3 separate regions of the Homo sapiens genome follow, and regions 1 and 2 are each linked to region 3. The links are chromatin contacts, found by Hi-C in ENCODE. All regions are on one chromosome and are shown on one strand. Each heading gives the region's core, a stretch centred on a gene start or an enhancer-like site at or near the end of the contact. The rest is flanking DNA. Distances are from core to core; before and after follow the strand shown.

Region 1 (3,812 bases), core at 321-2,820, 2.4 Mb after region 3:
AAGTCGATGTCGGATTACCACACCCCCTTCTAACAAATTACAAGACTTGGTTTGGTTACCTGAAAAGACTGTTGATTAACCAGGCTATAAACCAGGATGAAACCTTGGCCGTTTTTGATGTAGAGATCTCTCATGGAGGCAAACTGCTCAGTTCCTGCGGTGTCCAGAATTTCCAGCACGGAGGGGGAAGAGTCCACTTCGATCTCTTTGCGGTAGAAATCTTCAATGGTGGGGTCATATTTCTCAATGAAAGTCCCAGTGACAAACTGCACAGTAAGGGCAGATTTGCCAACCCCTCCACTCCCTAACACCACTACCTTGTATTCCCTCATGAGTCTCACCTTCACCAACTCCTACCAGAGGGGGGGAAAGATCACCCCGCTAGCTGTGGCGCGGCTAGACGAGGCGGAAGGTGGGCGGAAATCTGCGAACTGGGGAGGAGAGTGCAGAGGAGCAGAGGGCCCAACCGGGGAAGAAGAGGAAGTTACAGGAGGGGGAGGGGAAAGAGCGTAGAGTCGGGGAGGGTGGGGAAGGGATGGTAATGCCCTTCCTATAGGAACTGCAGCCCGAGCAGGGGGCGTGGGGAGGAGGGCGAGCCTGGGAAAAGCCCGGCGAGGGTGGCGAGGAGGCGCGTGCCCCCGGGAGGGAAAGGGTGGGGGCTGCGGCGAGGGGACCCTGCGGCGAGGCGGACGTCGGAGGAGCCCGCAGCCCGGGGCTGCCCGGCACTCCTCCCCCGCCCTTCACACAAAGGGGCCCAGGGACCCCGCTTCCTGCTCGCGCAGCCCAGCCGGCTCAGGCCTGAGGGCTCCGTTCCAGTTACCGCTGCCCGGGCGGGTTTCTGGGCCCCGGCTCCCGCGGGGGTCGTCCGGCCTGTGAAGGGGAGAAGGACGCACATTACCCGGCTGACCCCCGCCCCGAACCTGCGGCGCCGGCCGCCGCCTCCCCCAACTCCCACCCGGATCAAGCTACTGCCGCTTACCCCGCCGTCCGCACCCGCCCGGCCGCCGGGGAGGCTCTGTCACGCCAAGGCCATGGCCACCCGCTGGCTCCTCTGTCTCTCCGCTGCCCCAGCGCTGCTGCTCGCCGCGGGGAAAGAAGCGGGGGCCTTCCGCGGCGGCCGCAGGGACTCCAGGCGAACCCACCTCTTTTTTTTCTCACCCACCCCCCACCCCCACCCCCACCCCCACCCCCACCCCCACCAAGCACACACCCGGAAGGGTTTCCCTGACACACTGGCTGAGGTGCCCCAGTTCCCCGAGACTGGACGGGATCACTTCCGGTGGGGAAAGTCCCACCTCTTCGGGGCGAGCCGGGTGGCGCTGGAGCCGCGCCCTGCTGAGCGAGCGAGCCGGCCGGGGACGGTTTCGGGTCGGGACTCCGGCTTCGGGAACGGGCCTCTGGAAACCTGCGACGTCAGTCCTTACCCGCCCGCGGCTGCCGCGGACCGTCCCACCCCCAAACCCGTAGAAGCCCCTCCGACCTGCAACCTCCAGCCGCCCGGCCCTAGGACTTGAGCGGCTCCCTGGCCGGTGCGGAACCTGCGGGCTAATAATCTAGCGACCGGGAGAACGCCAAACATCCCTGGACTAGAAGTTGCAGGGGAAATCAAACAGCCCAGAAAGTTTATTCTCCTTGCTGGTATTTCTTCCACTTGCTATTTTGCTGAGAGATGCATGCAAACTACCCTTAGACTTTCAGATGCAGTGCGTTTTACTTAGCCGTGCCTGACAAACACACAGAACTTTTACCGTCTGGTAGATCCGCCTTGACTTTACCAGCGAATACTAAAGTCACTTAAAAAAAAATCACAAGGCTCGAAAACAGCAGCATTAGAAGTAGACTTTATGGTACTCTGCTCAGCTATGTTCTCATTTGATTCCAACCACTACACGGCAGAAAAGGTAACCAATATTCAAGAAAGATTTGATTGGAAACGGTTTAGGCCTAAAGACTAATTTATTTTAATCGTTGATTATGTATAACAATTTGCTTGGCTGGCTCTTACATGCTGAAGTTTTGTTTTAAAGGCCATCCTATGTAGTCTTTGAAATTCAAAAGCAAGTAGTAACTCTGGTGTTAGATTCTAAGTTTCTATTTTTAGATAAAATTGTTACTTCCGACTATCTTTCCCTTTGCTAGCTTTCTATTTGTAAACTTTGTGTCGGATCCACAGAGCCCCAGGGCCAGGAGTCTAGGCTGTATTTTAGGTGTGTCACTTTCTTTTCAATTCAAGCATGTACCCAGAAACCTGCGAGACTCAGTGGCCAGCCTAGCAAAAATGACTCCAAATTCCCTTACTTACAAGCCCTAAATGGCCAAACTCTATAAAGAGATTTATTACTCAGCCTAAATTGTTGGACATTAGAACACAGGCGAATCATAGTAGTGTGAGGTCCCACTGTCCCTCCCTGAGTATTCCCCAATGTCACTTACAGTCTTCAAAGGAGAGTTTAGTTCAATTTCTCCTTGACCTCAGGCCGGTGCCATCTCTCCAGCGAAGTCCCCAGCTCTGGCTCCAGCTGGCCTGGGCCCTGTGTCGTATCAGAGGCACTGCCCTCTGCTGGAAGGGGTTTGGTCTGTGAGTTATGAGTTTCCCCACAGGTCACTGCTCCTTTCACACGTGCTGTTGCCTGATTTGGAGCTCTGCTGCTCATCTCCCTGCCTAGCTGTCTCCAGACTGTCTGGTGGGATTCACAGCCCTCCACCAGCCGTGCTTGTAACTGAGTCTGGAAATTCCTCTTCTGATCCAGCCAGTGTTGAGCAATCGTGGCAAGTCTTTGCTCTATTACTAAACTGTCAAAGCAAGGAGTTCTTTTTCAGGTCATCCCACCTGTTGGCAATTCTAATATCTCTGAATGTGTTGGTCATGCTTAGGAGAGAGTTCTTTGTTTCTCCACGCAGTGAAACATACTCCTCCCCTCAGTACAGCGTCCTGTGGGGTCACTCTCGTCAACTACAGTGGACAAATATTACACTCAGTCTAAAGATCCTTCTAAACTTTCTTAGGAAGGGTATTCATTACAGCATTGATTAGGAAATCAAACAATTGGAAGAAGCTTAAATGTCCTTCAGTAGGTGATTTTTAAAAGTTTCATAGCTCTCTATATCTATTATCTATCATCTATCTATCTATCTACCAACCTACCTACCTACCTATCTGTATTCACAGAATAGGATATTATGCAGCTACTTTAAAAGAGAAAAGCAGATTTGTAAGTGTTTATATAAAAAGATGGCCAAGATATATTGTAGGGCTGAAAAAGCAAGATACTGAACAAATGTCTAGTTGCTACTGTTTATGTAAAACGCAGGTGTGTAATAGTTACATAGCCATTCAAATCTGAAACAAAGTAATTATGGGTGAGGACTATTATGAAATGGCTTTTATTTCTCCATATTTTAATTTATAAACAATAATTGGGAAAAAGGAAGTAAATATAACTTTATAATATTTTTAAAGGAGGAACAAAAGAAAGTTGTTGATCTTGGTTTTGTAAAAAAAAAAAAAAAAAATCCTGACTGTCTAGGGGTCAGTGGACAGGTCCGCCCAATTTAAACAAATTCCCTACCCTTGCTTGCCCTCCCCAAACATCTCTATACTTAGAAAAGTATTTTCACATACATTATCTCATTAGACTCCTGTTGTTTGCTAGTGTACTCTCATTAAGCAATGAGGGTATAAAGAGCAAGCAGAAGAGTGCGGCCTGGCAGTTGAGAGCTAAGGCTCTGAAATGAGACAGAGGTGCATTAAAATTGCAGCTCCGCCACATTCTAGCTCTGTGTCCCCAAGCAAGTGATTTCACTTGTCTGAG
Region 2 (3,641 bases), core at 1,118-3,617, 2.0 Mb after region 3:
CAGAGGTTGCAGTGAGCTGAGATAGCGTCACTGCACTCCAGCCTGGCGAGCAGCTCAAGGGAGAAATTCCCATAAAGACCCCACTTATCCCTAGCTACCTATAGGCCCAAGGACCCCTTTGGCTCAGAAAAAAAAAGATAAATTAGAGTTGGGAATGTAGAAATATACAGTCACATTCAGGTTCTAATGTTTTAATTTTTAAAAATGCCGACGTTGTTTAACTATATTTATGGGTATATGGGTATTCGTTAAGGCTGTTTGCCAAATATTTCAATTACTCCTCCTAGATACTGTTAAGATAGTGGTATTTGGCTAAGGGATGGAGTCAAAACCATAGATCTGATTAAATAAATACCTAACCTACTCCTGAAATCCTGCCAGAATCCTTTATAGGAGAACATAACCAGGACATAGAGCAAAACAGCCAGATTACATAGTCCATACAGATTAGCCATTTGATACACAGAGAAGTAGAGAAAAATGAAGAGTGGATTAAAGAGGAGAAAATAGAAATATCAGGGAAAAAAATCCAACATACGCTATTATGCAATTGGTGTTTAAAGAAAAAATACATACAGATTATAGTAATACGATAGGTCATTTTGTGTTCACTTATCTGAATTCCATATTTTCTAAATATTCTGTATTGAGTCTATTACTTTTAATTTTAAATATTTCTACTTATAAATATTTATATAAATAAAAATATTTCTATTTCTTATAAATAAATAGCTATTTTCATATTTTTAAATTATACTTTTGGATAACTAAAGTACAACTGTCAAAATGCTCATACTATAACCAAGAGAAAAAGTATAAAAGAAAAAATATGCAGGACAATGCCCAATTTTTGTAAACATGTATGTGTATATACAAATTAAAATTTATCGGCCAGGCGCACTGGCTCACACCTGTACTCCCAGCACTTTGGGAGGCCAAGGCGGGCCAATCACCTGAGGTCAGGAGTTCGAGATCAGCCTGGCCAGCATGGCGAAACTCCGTCTCTACTAAAAATATAAAAATTAGCTGGTCACGGTGGCACACGCCTGTAATCCCAGCTACTTGGGAGGCTGAGGCAGGAGAATCACTTGAACCCAGGAAGCAAGAGGTTGCAGTGAGCCGAAATTGCGTCACTGCTCTCTAGCCTGGGTGGCAGAGCAAGGCTCTGTCTCAAAAATAGAAAAAAAAGGCCGGGCACGGTGGCTCATGCCTGTAATCCCAGCACTTTGGGAGGCCGAGACGGGCAGATCATCTAAGGTCGGGAGTTTGAGACCAGCCTGACCAACATGGGGAAACCCCATCTCTACTAAAAAAAAATACGAAATTAGCCGAGTGTGGTGGCACATGCCTGTAATCCCAGCTACTAGGGAGGCTGAGGCAGGAGAATCGCTTGAACCTGGGAGGCGGAGGTTGCGGTGAGCTGAGATTGTGCCATTGCACTCCAGCCTGGGCAACAAGAGCGAAACTCCATCTCAAAAAAAAAAAATTATCAATATATTTAGGTAAATAAAGCATAAAGATGTGATCAGTGTTTGTCTCAAGACTGTGGAATGATAAATAGGGTGAACATTCCTTTCAGTGTGCCTTAGGAAGTCACGGTTCACACAGTTGTCCAACTTGGACAATAAATTATACAATTATCTAAGGAGGATACACAATGTACATTCTCTACCTAACTGCCCAATTAATTATTTAAAATGTGTTGTTTCTTTATTCATTCAAAGCATCGTGTATGTGAAAATTAAAACATGAATATATGAGGCATAAAAATATAAAAGTGTAAGAAAAGGTCATACGATAAAGTTGATAATGTTTTAACATATTAGTTCAAAACCTATGGAACAGCTTAACTCTGATGTCTTTAAATGATAATAGCTAAATATGAGTATTTATTTTGAACATCAAGTTTGAGCAACTGAAATATTTATTAGTGAGTTCTCCATCTGGAAAGACATTTAAAAAGAAGGATGCCATTTTGGTTACTTTCTAAAATATGTGAGCCAGAAAATGGAGTACGCCATAAGAGCCTGGGAAATGAGCCAGGTCAAAGACCACAACGTCTGATGGAGACAGATAGCCAAGCCTCATACAAGCTTTGGAGTTCCAGCAATATCTTTTCCTCATGCACGGACTCCTTGGGACTTGAACCTTGTATCAGAAAACTTGAAAATGGGGAAAATCCTGCATATCTAATGGTGACCGATGAGGAGATCTATGAAGCTGTAGTAGAGGAAACTGAATTACTGAAAAGAAAAGATGCCTAATGAGAGTGGGTGGTTTTAGGCTTCAGTTTGATTGTATATGGAAAGCAAAAGCAAAAGCGCAGCGGTGTGAGCAAGTTTCTTCAAACTGGGCAAGACACAAGGTAGCCATATTTCCTGGTGGCTTTGCCTGTTAGTGGTGGTTTTTTTCAGATGGAATGGGAGGGAGAAGAAGGCCTGGGGGCAGGGTTAGTTGGCTTTTCTGGGCCCATACTGCCATCGCGAGGAAGTAGTTTGACAAAAGCAAAAGCTTCGGGTTTGAACTTCCCTCCTATCTAGCAGTTAAGAAAGATGTAGCAAATTCAAAGGTTCAACAGGGCCTGACCCCAAGATGGGCCTTCTCAACTTCAACTCTTAGGCTTTCCAGGAGTTCAGTCTGGACAAAGGCAAAATCTCAGTGAAGAAGCTGCTAAGTAAGGTACCAGGACTGATGCAGGGCTTTGGTTTCCTCTCACTGTGGGCAGGACTATGGAAAAACTACAGTCTACACACAGCTTCTGGGCATTGGTCTCCTGACCCTGCCCCTTAGACCATGAGACATTTGGGCTGGCACAAGATATCCCTGTACTTTGGGGTATGGGCCCCAATGTTAGCAACGTTAGAATGTGAGGAGGGGGAAATGAATCTCATTCGAGGTGGCATCTAACAGCAGCTGGAGGTCTCAGGGACACCAAAAGTCTGGTGCCTCTGTTGCCTAGAGCAAGAAGGATCTGAGGAAAAGGAGCATGTGTCACTGTGCCAAGTCAATAAATTCCAGAACATCAATAAGAGTGCAGATATACACAACCAGAAGGCCTGGAGGTATTCTCTGAGCCCAGGAGTTAACAGCTGTAGTGGCTTTGCAGCATTTTTTTCTAGGGTCCATTGTGAAGGCATACCCACGTGGAGGGATCTGCTCTCATTTCATCTCTCTTAATGGGACAGAAATGGTTTCTTTAGCTTTCTTCTAAGGAAGATGAGGCTTTTAAGGCTCAGGATCTAACTGTTCATTAAGATTAGCAAGTATTGTTCTCTGTGCCTGCTCCTTAGCCTTTTTCTGATGAAGATTCCTTGTAGGCCTGACAAGATATCCTTCAGGGAGTTGAGTACATCAGGACCCCCAGAAAACTTGCCTCTTTAGTACCACTCTTTCGTACCAGGGATGATCTCTGTACATGATCCTTTAGAGAAAATGCTGAGCAGTCCATGAAAACAAGCATGAGTATTTTGATATTCTTTCTTCTGCTCTCTTCTAAATCTATTCCATTTGAATATTTGCATGAGTACGTGTATGTGTGACACTCATGGGTTTGTTGGTATGACTTTAGGCTTCCCCATAGTTTGCAGATCTCCTTGGGTTTTGAAATTTTTCCTTTTCCTTTTCCCTTTTATTATAAGGCC
Region 3 (3,749 bases), core at 545-3,044:
CACACAATGGGATGTTCCACAGCCGTTATAAATTACGTAGTTGAAGACTATTTCATAGCATGAGACAATCTTGATACTGTGTTCAGCTGGACGTAGTGGCTCACGCCTGTAATCCCAGCACTTTGGGAGGATGAGGCAAAGAGGTCACTTGAGACCAGGAGTTCAAGACCAGCCTGGGCAACATGGTGAAACCCTGTCTCTACAAAAAATACAAAAATTAACCAGGGTGGTGGTACGCACCTATAGTCCCAGCTACTTGGGAGGCAGAGGCACAAGAATTGCTTGAACTCAGGAGGTGGAGGTTGCAGTGAGCCGAGATCACGCCACTGCACTCCAGCCTGGGAGACAGAGTGAGAGACTCCATCTCGAAAAAAAAACAAAAAAGATACTGTGTTTAGTGTGAAAAGCAGACACCAATAGTGTGAATTATGACCTTTTTTAATTAAAAAATTTTAAACAGCTTTATTGAGGTATAATGGAGCTACAATAAACTGCACATATTTGAAGTATACAATTTGATACGTTTTGACATGTGTATTCCCCCATGAAATCATCACCACAGTCAAGATAGTGAACATATTCATCACTCCTAAAAGCTTCCTGTTACCCTGTGTGATGTCTCCCTTCCCTTCTCTCCCCTCCCCTTCTCCCCAAACCAATTATCTGTTTTCTGAGCAGTATGATTTTTGTAAAAAGAAAAAAAATGTTTATAGACAGAGAGTAGATAGATGCTTAAAACAGTGTAGAGGACAATGATGGGAAATTTTGAAATTTTTTTTGTTTATGTGTTTGTGAAATTGTATGACAAATACAAGTTGCTTTTGTAATACCAAGAAGTTATTAAAGTTATTAAAATCTGCCACAGACAACCCACAAATTGAATATACTGCATAGGTGTTTGATAAATGCCTGTTGGATACTTGCTAGAGGTGTGGAGTTGGCTGTAAGTGCTTTTCAGCTGTGGTGGTGATAAATATACTCATGATGGCTGAGGGGTACTGACTGGAGGGGTGACTGCTCTAGTGATGATGGCTTTAGGTGTACTGATGGCTGTAGGAGTGATGGCTGCAGGGCTGATGGCTGCACGGATGTGATGATGGTTGTAGGAGAGATGACTGTAGGGACGATGGTTATAGGGGTGAGAGGGTCATGAGTGCGGTTGGCTGTAATGTCCAGAAGGGTGACAGCTGTAAGGATGATGGCTGGAAGGGTGATAGCAGCAATGGTGATGACTGTAGAGGTGATGGCTGAAGGATGTCAACTGTAGAGGTGATTACCATAGTGACAATGGCTATAGGTGTGCTGATGGCAGCGGGGATGGCTGCAGGCCTGATGGCTGTAGGGGTGATGGCTGTATGGTGATGGCTATTGATAGGAGTGATGGTAGCAGTGGTGATGGTCACAGGGGTGATGGTAGTGGTAGTGATGGCAGTGACGACCTTGAAGACGTGAGTTGACCGGGAGCATTGATCCAACAGGCAGCCAGATGGTCCAACTTCTGGTTTCTGGATTCTGGTCAGTGAGATAAAGGGCTTGGGTACGCCATATAATGTCGAGCTGATTGTCCACCTCTAGGAAGATGGAGCAGAAGGACTGATGATGATCGACATGAGACAACAAGGTAGGGACTTTCTCTGACTGTTCAACCCAAGAGCCGTCTGCATCAGAATCTCTGGAGACTGAAGCTTGGACTTCCTTCCTCCCTAGGGGCCGGCAGGGGCTGCGATTGCTGTAAGAGTAGGTCACGTGGCAGGGCTTCCTGTATGCTGCTGCTGCCGGGTGTCCATGGCCCGCACCCCCAAGCTGCCACTGCAGCAGTCAGAGTGGCAGCTGAAGGCTCGGTTCATGCCGTGCCCCCGGGCAGTTCTGGTGAGGCTAAGCAAGAGGCCTCTGCATCTTGACACCTAGGAGAGCAGGGACGGAGTCTCCCAGGGTGGAGGACCATGCTGCGCCGCAAGCCCTCCAATGCCAGTGAGAAGGAGCCCACTCAGAAGAAAAAGGTGAGGAGCATTTTGGGAACTCACATCTTCCTTTCCTCTGCTTGCTCGACCCATCCCTTCCAAGACTCTTGGAAGTGGGAAGAGCCAAAGGCCATATGTTGAGTCTGTAGGTGAGGGCCACTCACCTAGAAGGCAACGGGACAGGGACCCAAAGGTTAACAGAAGTACAGAAGAGATGTTTAAAATTCTGGAGCAACAGAGTTACAGAATAGATCCTTAGAAATCTAGAGTCATGCAATTCAACCCTAGAAGAATGGGAAAAAAGATCTAAAATTAGGGGCCAGAATCTTAGACTAGAATTTGAGAATAACAAAATACAATGCTTAAGCTGAACCCTAAGCTTGTACTTAACTATCTCTCCTCTACGCTGGTCCTGCTGCCACTTCTGCCCCGGCCACGGCCTCTCAGGAGCCATCTCACTCAAAGGGCCCTGCTGGGCTGCCCAGCTTGGAGCCATGATGCTCACAGGACTGCCACCCCCTCCTCCACTTTGGCCATGGCCCAGACCCTGCCCACTTGGCTCAGCTCTGTGGTAGCTCCCAGGCCCTACCCGAGATGGAGCCAACCTGGAGATGGGGGCCTGAGGCCATTCCAGTCTTGGGGGAAAAGGCATCCGGAAGTGCAGTGGGATGCAGGGGGCATACAGGTTCTTCCTGGGTGGGGAATGAGAAATTAAGTTGAGGTGGTGAGTAGGAGTGAAGGCTGAGGAGGGAGGATTTTAAAGGCCAGGAGGAAAAACAGCTGTCATGGATGGCTGAGGTGTTCATCCCCCTGGGGCAGAGACCGGACTGGAAGAATCCTTGAAGGCTGTGCCAGATCTAGGATTTTGTGGTTGAATTTGAGGATTTCCAGATTTCTTTGGTTGGGTTTGAGGATTTCTAGACCTAATTCTTTAATTCAATTGAAGGATTCTCCCAGACAATCAGCAAGTATATCCTACACATCCAATGGGATGCTAGGACAGTCCCAAAGCAGGCCTGAACTAGGTCCAAGAGGCCCAGGCTATCCCCCGCCAATTTTCCCTGGAACTCAGCCCAGGTGCCCTATGGTGGATCCCCCTTGTCAGGGGAGTAGCTCAGAGATGGAGGCCAAGGCAGCTGAAAGACTGAGACTCGGGGCAGTGGGGTGTGCATCCTGCCCCAGCTCTCAGGTCCTGGGGTGGCTGCCACTTCCGGCTGTATTCTCCCCACCCCAGCTGCTTCTCTAAGGTTGCAGTGGTGGTGGGCGGGGGAGGGGGGAGGTTCATGAATCTTCACACGGGCTCTGTCATCCCCGTCCAAACCCTGCAGGGTGCTAGGCCCAGCAGGACTGCCATTGGCTGCCACTCCTAAGAGAGCAGGGCCACTTCCCCTTGCTCTCTGGCTGGTGGGGGTGGGAAACAGAGATTGCTCTATAGACACTGCTAGGCCTCAAACCACAGGGGCGCTGAGCTGGAGGAAAGTGTGAGAAAGAGCTGACACTTTGACACTGGGACCCTGTGCCACATCAGGAAGACGTACCTAGGGGCACACAGAAGCCAGAAGTCCCCTTTTTCTTTCCCAGCTTCAATTACCCAGATTCTGTGTTCGGCAGGCAAGTGGGCCCCTGGGATTTCCCCAGGTCTCTCCCAGGAGAAGGGGTCCTTTCGGGGAGAGTAGTCCAGGCAAACCCCACCCCAACCCCTGCCAGAGCCGGTGCCAGCCTCCAGAGCTGGGATGAGCTTGCCTCCACACACTCTGCTAGCCCCAGACTATGGAAATGTCCCCCAGA

What was found. A loop is a pair of places that touch in the nucleus more often than their neighbours do. Pooled maps may share reads with other maps.
Region 1: a loop to region 3 is called in a map with no recorded cell type, with 10 times the contacts of the local background. The contact joins the promoter of RAP2C-AS1 here to the promoter of SASH3 in region 3. A Hi-C loop is called at or near these places in 3 of 37 single-sample maps with no recorded cell type and 10 of 50 pooled maps.
Region 2: a pooled map shows a loop between it and region 3 (18-fold over the local background). The contact joins the enhancer-like site here to the promoter of SASH3 in region 3. A Hi-C loop is called at or near these places in 1 of 168 maps with a recorded cell type or tissue (naive thymus-derived CD4-positive, alpha-beta T cell), 2 of 37 single-sample maps with no recorded cell type and 7 of 50 pooled maps.

What each region holds. Positions count from the first base shown.
Region 1 is chrX:132,216,937-132,220,748 of GRCh38, forward strand. RAP2C-AS1 (RAP2C antisense RNA 1) reads left to right here and starts at 1,571. Exons shown (of 3, transcript NR_110410.1): 1 at 1,571-1,901. It overlaps RAP2C (RAP2C, member of RAS oncogene family), which reads right to left and starts at 2,511. Exons shown (of 6, transcript NM_001271186.2): 1 at 2,434-2,511; 2 at 1,296-1,405; 3 at 980-1,076; 4 at 60-870. The coding sequence starts at 332. RefSeq lists silencers at 501-940, 951-1,000 and enhancers at 2,433-2,502, 2,833-2,882.
Region 2 is chrX:131,810,909-131,814,549 of GRCh38, forward strand. The region is part of intron 2 of FIRRE (firre intergenic repeating RNA element); the gene reads right to left. Among named protein-coding and RNA genes, the nearest start is that of FIRRE, 18 kb to the right of the region's middle. RefSeq lists an enhancer at 2,153-2,422. Within about 2 kb of position 2,368, at least 17 of the 41 ENCODE cell types and tissues checked have a DNase peak (open chromatin) inside an H3K27ac peak, as active enhancers do.
Region 3 is chrX:129,778,155-129,781,903 of GRCh38, forward strand. SASH3 (SAM and SH3 domain containing 3) reads left to right here and starts at 1,795. Exons shown (of 8, transcript NM_018990.4): 1 at 1,795-2,000. The coding sequence starts at 1,944. LOC124905215 (a long non-coding RNA gene) reads right to left here. Exons shown (of 2, transcript XR_007068328.1): 2 at 421-2,125. RefSeq lists enhancers at 1,546-1,705, 1,956-2,035, 2,086-2,145, 3,413-3,592, 3,703-3,749.